Regions from separate parts of the Homo sapiens genome. Here region 2 is linked to region 1. The links are chromatin loops, found by intact Hi-C in ENCODE. Cell type or tissue: IMR-90. All regions are shown on one strand. Links, peaks and the distances in the headings refer to the core of each region. The heading gives the core; the rest is flanking DNA.

The links. Hi-C counts contacts between places; a loop is a spot of excess contacts. Peaks named below come from ENCODE experiments on the same cell type or tissue, not always from the same donor. Only the 100,000 strongest peaks of a DNase experiment are listed, where the experiment ranks them.
Region 2: a loop joins it to region 1, with 2.7 times the contacts of the local background. A loop is called at or near these places in 1 of 110 quality-filtered maps.

The regions. Positions count from the first base shown.
Region 1 is chr2:79,949,813-79,955,519 of GRCh38, forward strand. The region is part of intron 7 of CTNNA2 (catenin alpha 2); the gene reads left to right. Among named protein-coding and RNA genes, the nearest start is that of MIR8080, 86 kb to the left of the region's middle. In IMR-90, for the core only: no CTCF peak of the experiment used is centred there; no DNase peak of the experiment used is centred there; H3K27ac peaks cover 700 bases.
Region 2 is chr2:80,049,964-80,055,670 of GRCh38, forward strand. The region is part of intron 7 of CTNNA2 (catenin alpha 2); the gene reads left to right. Among named protein-coding and RNA genes, the nearest start is that of MIR8080, 190 kb to the left of the region's middle. In IMR-90, for the core only: no CTCF peak of the experiment used is centred there; no DNase peak of the experiment used is centred there.

The DNA of each region.
Region 1 (5,707 bases), core at 965-4,964:
AATACTTGATAGTGCTATTTTGAAGTCAGAATGCTAACTTTTCAATTCTTTTCCATATTTTAGTTATTTGAATACCATCAGCCAGATATCTTTAATATATTAACTGTAATTGTTGGAGGATTGATTTTTTTCTGAACGTTTATAGAAATCTTTCCAGAGAGTAGATTCCTCTTTAAGCAATATAGTTATGTGACTGAAAATGTACATGGAAAAGAAAATGTATGCTGCATAGTTACTGGAGTAAAGAAAAATTTAATCTTAGCTAAAATATAAGTTGGCATTACATGTAAGCATTAGCATTATTACTTAAGATCAATACAGATTTTGTGAAAAAAAAAAACCATAAACTAATCCTTGTATTAAGAAAAATGTAGTGACATTAAGAGAGAAAGCATCCTATGTGAGAGAAAAATTGTATTCATTACGAACAAAAAACCACACCTGCAAATATTTGTCCCTTTCTGTAAATTTCATATTGAATCTCAGGAGAATTCAATAGTGTGGTAAATGTAATTTGTAGTTCTTTACAATTATGGCCTAAATAGATGAAGTCTAAAGGGAGTTTTCCTATTTGATTTTCAAATTTGCATCACTTAAAATCCAATCAGGCCAACTGTTCAGATTTTTGTTAGATATGAAATACATGAATGGGTTCAGAGGCTTCGCTGTGTATTGAAAGAACATATCTGACTTTACGGCAGGCCTTACCTAAGGGGTTCAGTCAGCTTGTGGTTCAACCCCATTCCTGTAAAGAATGTTTACTGACTGCTTGATTTGCTAACATATTATACCCTTCGATTTTCAGCAACCAGTGTTTTATAGGCCAGCAGATTGCCTTTGATTTTTGAGAATTTGTGGTAACATATTGAGCTTACCAGATTTATGCAGGAATGTAAAATAAAAATAGTGTAGCAGGCACTCGGGATTTTTGAACACAGAGGGGATTAGCTTTACAGATGGCTGGCACATATAATGGCATTGAGTAATTTAGCCATGTAAGGTAATCTGTTGTTGACAGAATACATTAACATTTACCCACCATACACAGGTGTTTGGGTTGCACTGCGCTTCTGACTCAGAACAAGCAGCATCATTTGTAGAGTCAGTCTAAAAGTTTGAAATCTCTAAAACATGCTTGGGTTTAAGGACTTATTTTAGGGAGATATTCTAAGAGTTTGCCAAAATATACTATATAATTTATTCAGCCCCTCTGTCCTTAAAATCATTATCCTCTGTTGGCTACTTCGTAAAATCCAAATCATCAGAGAATTTTTAAAGGATTCTGATTTAATTAATGGAAATATTCTAGCAAAAGAGCAGAAAACTACATATCTAACTATAATTTCACAAACAATGTAAAGTCTATTATCCATTCTCCTGCAATAATAGTTCTTAATTTAGCCATATATTAGAATAATCTGTGGGACTTACTAAAAAAGTACAGATATCAAAACATATACACAGCCACCCCGCCCAAAGATAAAGTGCTTCAGGTGATTCTAATGTACAGCCAGGGTTAGTAATCTTTTCCCAATAATTAAATTTACCCCTGCATTTAAAATATGTACACATTGCCAGGAGTGGTGACTCACGGCTGTAATGCCAGCACTTTCGGTGGCTGAGGTGGACGGATCACTTGAGGTCAGGATTCGAGACCAGCCTGGCCAGCATGGTGAAACCCCATCTCTACTAAAAATACAAAAATAGCTGGGCATGGTGGTGTGCACTTGTAATCCCAGCTACATGGGAAACGGAGGCAGGAGAATCACTTGAACCTGGGAGGCAGAGGTTGCAGTGAGCCGAGATTGTGCCATAGTACTCTAGCCTGGATGACAGAGTGAGACCCTGTCTCAAAAATTAAAAAATAAGATAAGTTAAAATAAAATAAAATAAAATAAAATAAGTACCCATAAAAGCATCTTTGTTTCTAGGTTTCTCCATTCAAACTATCCTACCCACAACTATCAACTTTCCAAAAGCACTCCTTGAATCGTCTTTCATTTCCCCAGGAACCTCTGATGATCCTGATGCCAATGCTGTCAACTCTAAACTCGGCTTCCTACAGTCCTACAGCTTCTGGATCATTTTCTTTTGACAATTGCATGTGCATTTCTGGGCACTTCCCCAGTTAAGTCTGTACCATGGCTGCTCATTTCATAGGCCATGCTGTTGCAGTCTCTAGGTCTTTGCTCACAGCTGTGCCTTCTCCCTGGAATGCATTCTTTGCTCTTGCTGCCTGCCACCTCCATCCAAATCCAAGTTCTCTCCCTAGGTCTCTAAATCACATTCTTAGGATCCCCACCCAACCCTAGTAAAAGTAAATTTGTATTGTATTTGTGGTCTCTCCAGGCCACCTAACTTAGCACTCCCACTGCTTATTTTTTATAGTCTTCACTGATTGCTTCAGGCATGTCATGTCTTATATTTGTCCTGTTACCTACTACCCACTAGCCTGACCTTCTACCAAGCCACCCCACACCGTGCCAGTCCAAACCCAAATAAACAGGCAAAGCAAAGCAACAACAACAACAACCGAAACTTTGCACAGGGATGGACAGACACTAGATGCTCAATTAATAACTGCTGAAATAATTGTGCTCAAAAAGGGAGGTAAAGATTAATGGTGATGCTTGTAGAAGTCTGTGACTATTTAAAAACCACTGAATTGAACACTTTCAAGGGGTGAATTTCATGTCATATAAATTACATCTCAATAGAGTTGTTATAAAAAATGAGGTAAAAAATTTTATGAAAGACATTTTGAAAATGTGAATTTTACTTTTCTAGCAAAAGAAAAGATATAAAACAATAATACAAGAACGAAATTGAATCCTAGTCTGGGAATATTCTGAGGACTGGCAGTTTTTGTGGTGTTTCTTGTTATGTGAAACTTGAGAACAGGGCTGGCAAACTATGGCCTGGCGCATGTTTTTGTAAATAAAGTTTCATTATGTTGTCTGTGGCTGCTTTCACACTACAAGGGCAGAGTTGAGTAGTGGTGATGGAGACCATCTGCCCTGAAAAGATGAAAGTATTTACTGTCTGGTTCTATGGAGAAACAGTCTGCCTATCCCTACTTTAGAATGTATGCGTGAAGCTATGTTAACTTGTATTATTTATACAGCATACTCATGAGAAGCTAAAATTCTTAACAAAGTCTTTCTGATGCTGACAAGGTTTTTGTGATGTCTCAGGATGTAGCCCTGTGAAACTAACATCCTATGAATGAAGATAATCCCTTTCTTCAGAGTTTTTGTTAATTCAAGCACAGCGATTGACATCGAGGCATGTGGGTCCTTCTGCTGACGTTCAATTCTCACTTCCATCCCCTCTGTCCTTCAGAGCCCTTCTCCAACACCACTCTTCCTAGTGAGTTGACCCTCACTCTCTTCTGGAAGGTAGATTCCCACTTTTTAACCCTTCTTACGTTTGGCACCTCTCCCTGAAGCATTTCTTTCACTGTACCTTGGTTGGAAATTATTTGCATAATTTTCACTCCAAAAACCTGAAATAAATACCGGTCTTTGCACAGTTCCAGACGAGGGAGGCACAGAGATGAATGTGATATGGTATGTACGCCTGAGTTCACACTCCTGTCCTCATGAAGGCAGCCAGCTTTCTTGGACTCCCCCACTTTCCCTCTCCTTTCTGCATTACCTGTAGCCAATTTGTATGACTGTTTGCTTTCTTCTGCATCAACAAGGAAGAACCACACAGGTAGATTGTCAAAATTTCACCCTCGCTCCAGCACTTTTCTAAGTCCACTGGTGAAGTACGACTGACACACAGACAGGCGATTATTGGGTAGGAGTATGGGTCCTGCCATCTTGTGCCTGCTTCTGGATCATGGCTCCTCCAACAACTTTTGTGTGAACTTAACCTCACGTTCTTTATCTGTAAAATGGAAACCCAGTTCTTTGGGTTATCATGTGGATTGAAGGGAATGATATTTGGTAACATTGCTGGATATGTATGAAACTGTCAGAACATGTTACCCATTATTATTTCATTTTTCATTTCTAGCTCAGTGCTTATTCACTAATTTTTAGGTCAGGTAGTTAGAATGAGGGCCAGTATCATAGGTTATGGTTCTCCACTTAGTTTACACTTCCAGAATATTATGAAGTAATAGAATATTGTATCAGTTCATTTTCACACTGCTATCTAGACACTACCTGAAAAGGGCTAATTTATAAAGGAAAGAGGTTTAGTTGACTCACAGTTCTGCATGGCTGAAGAGGCCTCAGGAAACTTACAATCATGGTGGAAGGCCAAGGGGAAGCAAGGCACCTCCTTCACAGGCAGCAGGAGAGAAGTGAGTGAGGACACAGGAAAAACTACCATTTATAAAACCATCAGATCACGTGAGAATTCACTCACTATCATGAGAACAGCATGGGGGAAACCACCCCAAAAATCCAGTGATTTTGCTACCTCAACACGTGGGGATTACAATTCGAGATGAGAGTTGGGTGGGGACACAGAGACAAACCATATCAAATACGTAGCAATTTATAATTGGTCCATAAAAGGGGTATGACTTACTTCATTGTCATGATTAAAAAATAAATTCAGCTCTTCTACTCTGGACTGCAGATCTCAAATCCAGTCTTCTCTTGTTTCACTCCTTGTCTCTTTCTCTTTCATTTCTCTGTGTTACAGATGTTGCTGTCATATAAATGTCTTCCTATTTGTAAAGCCATTGACCTCACCTGATTGTTACGTATAATTTTTGGCTGCACAAATTACCTAAACCCTTCCAAGAGCATAATTAGACTCAGCAAACTGTTTATCTTTGTGTGTTTTTCACTGTAAGGTTCAAGCAGCAATACAAATGGAACAAAAAGAATCTGTGAGTCAACTACACTGTGCACACTGGTCCCATGAATTCTAAGTCATATGAGTCTAAGACTAAAATCTGTGGTGATCATGCAGAGATGCAAAGTATATGCCAGGTTTTCAAGGATCTTATTTTGATTAGACCTGTGGGTTTTTTTCTTTTCAATATCGTTGTTATTCAGAGAACATAAATGAGTTATGAGGTAGACAAAGGCATGAATACTTGTGATATATTTTACCTAAAATCTGCTGTTTCAGAGTTGGTTGGGAGCAGTACATACCAACTTCAGAAGAAATACCCTTCTCTTTGAACAAAATGAAAATTAAAATGATGCCCTTTTGTTCCTAGGAATGCTGCCTCAAACTTAACATTAGTTGTAATTTCTTGGACATCATTTCAAACCAAACCAGAGGTTACCCTCAGTCTGACTGCACCAGTTTAAAGCACATATTTTCATATTTGACATGTTTTATTATGGCAGAATCTGAAAGTATGGAGCAGTATGACGTATTAAATATCTGCAGCACCATATGTTTAGATCTCTTCATCTTGATAAATGTCCCACTCCCCAATTCTGCTACCTCCCTTTTATTGTGATTCAAGATCTCTCTTCCCTTCATGTGGTTTAATAGATTAAATTTTAGAAGCCAGAAAAAAATTAAAACAATGAAGGGGAGTTTCGTGTTATGCTTTTGTAGTGCTCTGAGAGGGATCTAAAAAGAAAGGGGGAGGATGACTTTATTTCTTTAAGTCTGATGTGCTTCATGATACCCGTGTCCTCATTCCACAGGTCAGAGTGTAGAGAAGACCACGGTAACAGGGGCAGTTGAAATGCAGCTATCTGACCCTCACCTGCTTGGTCAGGAT
Region 2 (5,707 bases), core at 1,015-5,014, 100 kb after region 1:
TAGGACTCTCAGTCACCTGCTACCAGGAGCGATGTCTCTCCTGCCGTGCCCTCTCCTTCCTCTTCCCACCACCCCAACACACTAAGATAGAGTAGGGATCATGGATCCAGTATGACTTCCCTTTATAAGCTGATGCTGCCCATTCGAGTTACCTATTGACAAGCCATTTGTCCCTAAATAGCTACATCAGAGTATTACCACACAGGGTGTATGGTGATGTGGGGAGGCCGAGTCACATTTTTAAAACCTAGTTGCACACCTCTCTACCACCCTCCTAAACTATGGAGCCACAACATATTCATTACAGGGTGAGGCTGCACTAAGTCCAAGTATGAGCAGGGCTGCCCTGTATTTGTTTCACTTACTGAGTCAGCGTGTTCCTTCCTTTTTCTTAGAGACTCAACAGACTCGGGGTCTGTGGCTTCCAGCTGACCGGTAAATCACAGACATATGTGGCTAATCATTTTCCCCTTGCAGTGTATTTACAAAGTCAGCGTGCCACATGTCCCTTGCATTGTGCTCCCAGCTACCAGGCTATCTGTGCCATCTGTTGAGATAGCGGGCCCTTGCTTCACAGTGCTGGGTGTATGAGAAGTCAGTACAGATTGGCCAGCAACCTGAGCAAGAGTAAACAGACCCCTGCGGGGAGAGGCCAACAGGTTTCCAAATCATAGTGACCCTGATGAGTACAAGCCATAGACCCAAACCCTAACTGAAGAGAACATTGTTATTTGTTTATTTATTTATTTATTTTTGAGGTGGGGTCTCACCCTGTCACCCAGGCTGCAGTGCAGTGGTACAATCACGGCTCACTGCAGCGTCAACTTCCAGGGATCAAGCAATCCTCCTGCCTCAGCTTCATCCTCTCACCTCAGGCCTTTAGCTGGGATTACAGGCATGTACCACCAAAGCAAACTAATTTTTTTATTTTTTGTTTTTCGTAGCGATGGAGTCTCACTATGTTGCCCAGGCTGTTCTAGAACTCTTGGGCTCAAGCGATTCTCCTGCCTCCTCAGCTTCCCCAAGTGCTAAGATTACAGGCGTGAGCCATGACACCTAGCCGAGACTTCTGTATAGAGAATGTGACCCATTAGTAGTTTTTTATGAGGGCGGTATAATGTTACCATGAAATACTATTCACAATTGTTCTAGAAACAAAGGGATTTTGTAAAGAGTGCCAACTAGCAATGTTTGGGAATCTTATGAGAATATTTAGGATCTCATAGGATTGTCACTGGTAATTATTCCTCTAGTCATGAGAACGTCTCTATTTTGAGGTTAAATGTGTTGTTTCGCAGTTGTTGGATGGAACTCTTACGTCATTCACATAATGGTGCATCCAATTCTTCTTTTCTGAATTCTGTTGTATTGTGTATCATTTCAAAGGAAAAATAATGGTTGGAACATGTTTCCTATGGTTTCTAAACACATGTAGATTCAAGCAAATAATAGCAATATGGACTTAGGTAAATCTTACTCTGCCAGATAGATCATACTTTAAGTGTGAAAGCATATTGTTTATCCTTTAGAAAAGTGAATAATAATTTTTGCTGCAAAGTGGTATACCAGCACATTTGTCTATAAATTTACATTCTTGGATATTAGCAAAATTGCAAGGGAATAACAGGCTGGATCCCAAAATCAATTTGAAAAACAGCAACAATGAAAAATCAGGGCTAGTTTAGATAATGAAGCAGTGAAGGGAGTTGATAGGAAGAAAAGGAACTCTTTTTCCCCCCCACAGAGGCCATTGCTCATGCCATTTTCTTGCCCTGAAGAATTCCTGAGGAAAATGAAAAGACAATGGCTGCATTTCAAGCGAAGCCCAGGCCTGGGTGTGCTGCTCCTCAAGAATAAGATGTGCAGAAAAGTGCCCTTTCCATGGGAGCAATGCCATGTCTCTGATGTCCCCCAGCACAAAGATGCAAAAGTACTCTCGTCATTTTCTTTTTGGTTTATTGAAAATTTCATTTTGTTGCAGTGCCCGTTTCCCCTAAACAAAACTGTGTTCAACTAATTCTATTTCTAAGACAAGTGGGTGTTTTAAGTAGTTGATGTAGCTTCTTGATTTTAAGGACAACACGGATACATCAAGGGTAGAGAAAGGTATTCAATTAGAATGTGACCTTTAACAGCATAGACTCACAAAGTGTTTGACTTGTTTGGGACTTTAAATATGATCTGAAATACTAACATTTTCAAAAAAAGAAACTATGTTGAGAGAGTTGTGGACATTTATCCCAAACTCATTACCTTGTGTATGAAACAACAGTAATAAACTAGATAATAGATACAGCTACATACATTTAGCCATGTGTCCTTCTGTATATCTCAAGTAATTAATGATGATGACAGCTTTCTTCATTAGAACACATGGCTTGCCCAGCCACATGCACATATACAAAAGTGTGTATGATACAGGTATTATGCATCTTAGATGTCATATAGCTACTAATTCAAGCCATATTGCATTCCTATATCAAATAAGGCAACCCACATTTCACTCTGTGATTTGTTGCTGCTGATTTATCAATTTAGTAGATATGAGTTCATTTGCCAGTTGAAATTGCAGATTGCAATGCATGCATTTGAAAACTTTCTATAAAATGAAATTGGTATAGTGTGTTGGTGAAGCTCTTCTTACTTCAAATAGAGTAAAACTTAAGTGTATATTTTTAAACAATTTTCTTAAAACCAGGTACATTTAGTAACTGAAGTAGTGTAACTATGAATTATCATCCGTAGAAGTCTTTGTTGACCTAACTCCTCAGGTGGAGAGGATTTGAAACAGATAGAAGCAGTTTGCATAAAAGAAATGAACAGTTTGCTCTGACCATTTGAGACAAACGTCCTTTCATAAGAATCCAAACTCAAGGAAGCAGCTTCGGAGGTGTCCTTATAAGTACAGATGGGAGAGAGGATCTATATAGCTTTTGGGTGTGCACACCTAATAGAGCTGAACTAAATAATGTCGGGTAGATTTTGACTTTATATCTTTTTCTTTTTTGTCATCATTTCCATTTTTTCCTGCTTCATTTGTTCCTTATGTCTTTGGTGATGCATGAGTAGTATTTTAGGATTATGCCTATCAAAGATTTTTTAAAGTTTTAATTTCAGTATTTTCTTTACTTTGACATACATTCAATTTGTTACCACAGACTTCAGCGGAAGTTAGGACTTGTCTTTATGGCCTATCTTTATACTCGGAAGCAAATTATTCATCACGTACACTTATTCTAGCTTTTCCTGTTTGTGTAAGTGTCCATTTGTCCTTAGTTCCAGCCAACATTTCCAGGGGAGTTTCAAGGTGACTTCTTCCAGTTAGATATGTTCAAAAAGTGGCCCCAAGATGGTTGTGTACATGCATGAAAATGCCGGTAAATAATGGCAACACAACTTTATAGTTGAGCAATCCTCAGTAGTTTACTAAGTAAATATCTCTATCATATGAGATCTGTTATCATTCCCGTTTTACAAATGAGGAAAACTGAGACGTCAAGTAATTTTGTTACGTGGTGTAATTAGGACTTAAGGCCATTTGTCCTTTCTCCAGACTAAGTGACATGGACTATGGACTAATGACGCCTTTCGTTATCATTGTTCTGCCTCTTTCAAACTGTCAACAGTGCAAAGGTGTCACTTCCAAACCTTGTTAAAATGCAGTTTCTGATTCTGTCTCAGGTCTGGGATTATGCACTTCTAGCAAACTCCTAGCCCTTGATGCCTGAAATTCCACACTTACAACCTCCCTGAATGCTGGTCCACTGAACACACATTGAATCATAAGGCTTTTAACAATCTTCTGTTCACACAGTGAGGTAGCATAGCACATTCTCTGGAATTTCATTACATTTTCCAGTCTTTATTTTTTCAGTGTGGTTAACTGTCATTTCTTAGCAAATTTGTATGTAGATATGAAAGCATGCATCTTCATACGTACGTTTTAAATCTTAAGAAATATTTGAATTGTAATCAGTATCAATAAACAGAAATCATTTTGTTTACAAGTATTCATTTTACAGAGTAGCACAACAGGGATAAGTTTAGTTAAGTGAACCATACAGTGGGCAAACAGTGCTCTGCAAAGCTTTGCCCCCCTTGTGGCTGCAAACTAGAGGCATAAAGAAAATAAAAAGTACCTATTCACTCTTTACGTTGTATGCCACTGCTCAGTTTATGAAATCAGATGGGGGTTTGATTGATTCTGAGGGCCCGACCTTGCTGGCTATGTCCTAAGTGGTTGGGCGTTAAGCTTTAAGCCTCTAGGGAGCCATTTACTTAATTGAAATAAAAACAACTCCAGCGGGTTTGTGTTAGCATTTGCTTTAGTCACAATTCTGAGAGACCCTAAACTAGGAGGTCAAAACTATGTAGGAGTGATTCTGAGAGCAGCTTAAGCTCAAGGAGGTTGTTACAGAGTGAATTGTACAGAGAGTGAAAATTCCAGAAACACTGTGACTCCTTAACCCTGCAGCCATGCCGCAATTTGCCTGTTGTACACTCATGCCTTTGGCATTATTTCTTGGCCTGGAGGAACAGGATGGCAAGGTTAATTGCAAAGGTGGAGTGTTGGGTGCCAGGCAGGGGTAGGATGAATATGTGGTTTCTGGAGCACAGCCAAGTCTACTGGTCCCACCTCTCCACCCCTTAGGCATAAGGACTAGTGGGCAGGTTTAATTAATATCGCAAGGAGATGTGGGAACCAGAGAACTTGCTGCCCTAGGAAGGGAGAAAAGGGACTTTGCAAAAGTGGAGGACCTGAGGCTCTGACCCTTAGTCTTCTGTTGCCAGGGTTGAGGTATACTGGTAGCAGAAGAGATTACCTGTTATCTGGCAATAGTGGCTTTTTACTGAAGTACCTGAGGTGAGGTAGGTGGGGTACTGTAAATCTCTCCTAAACATGGCTCACCTGAAATATCTTAGTTTTTAGTTTCCCATCTTAATAGGGTGAAGAGAGTGGAGGGGGTGAGTGGGAAGAATGGTGCTATTTTTATAATATCTAAAATTAAATTAAACTGTACTTTTATAATTTATGACCCTGATTTTTGGTACTTTTGACATTTCTTTTGTTGTTATTTTTCGAGACAAGGTCTCACTCTGTGGTCCAGGCTGGAGTGCAGTGATGGGATCCTAGTTCGAACTGCAACCTCGAACTCTGGACTCAAGGGATCCTTCTGCCCCACCTCTCAAATAGCTGCGACTACAGGCGCACACCACCATGCTCAGCTCACTTCTTTTCATTTTTTTAAGAGATGGGGTCTCACTATGTTGTCCAGGCTGGCCTCGAGCTCCTAGCCCCAAAGGATCATCCCAACTTTGCCTCCCTAAGTACTGGGATTACAGGCACTTTTGACATGTCTGTTCCATCTCTAACAGCTTAAATTCTGTCTACATGGTAATGACTTTGCTTGTGTTGGGAGCATGTACATTTCAACTCTTCAGTTTCTAATCCCTTGCCCTCCCCAGCAATCATACTAGAAGTTGAGAGTAGCTAGCCAGTGGGCCGAATCTTGACTGAAACCACATATTATTGGACCCACGAAGTTGATTATTATTATTATTTTAGTTGCTAAAATTTAAAAATTGAGCACTTTCATATAATAATCCAGATTTCCAATGACTCTTAAAAACTTGGAGACTCCTCTTTCTGGGGCCTGCCTTGCTGTGTAGCTGCCCATAGCTGGGACTGCAGAGCTGCACTCGTCTT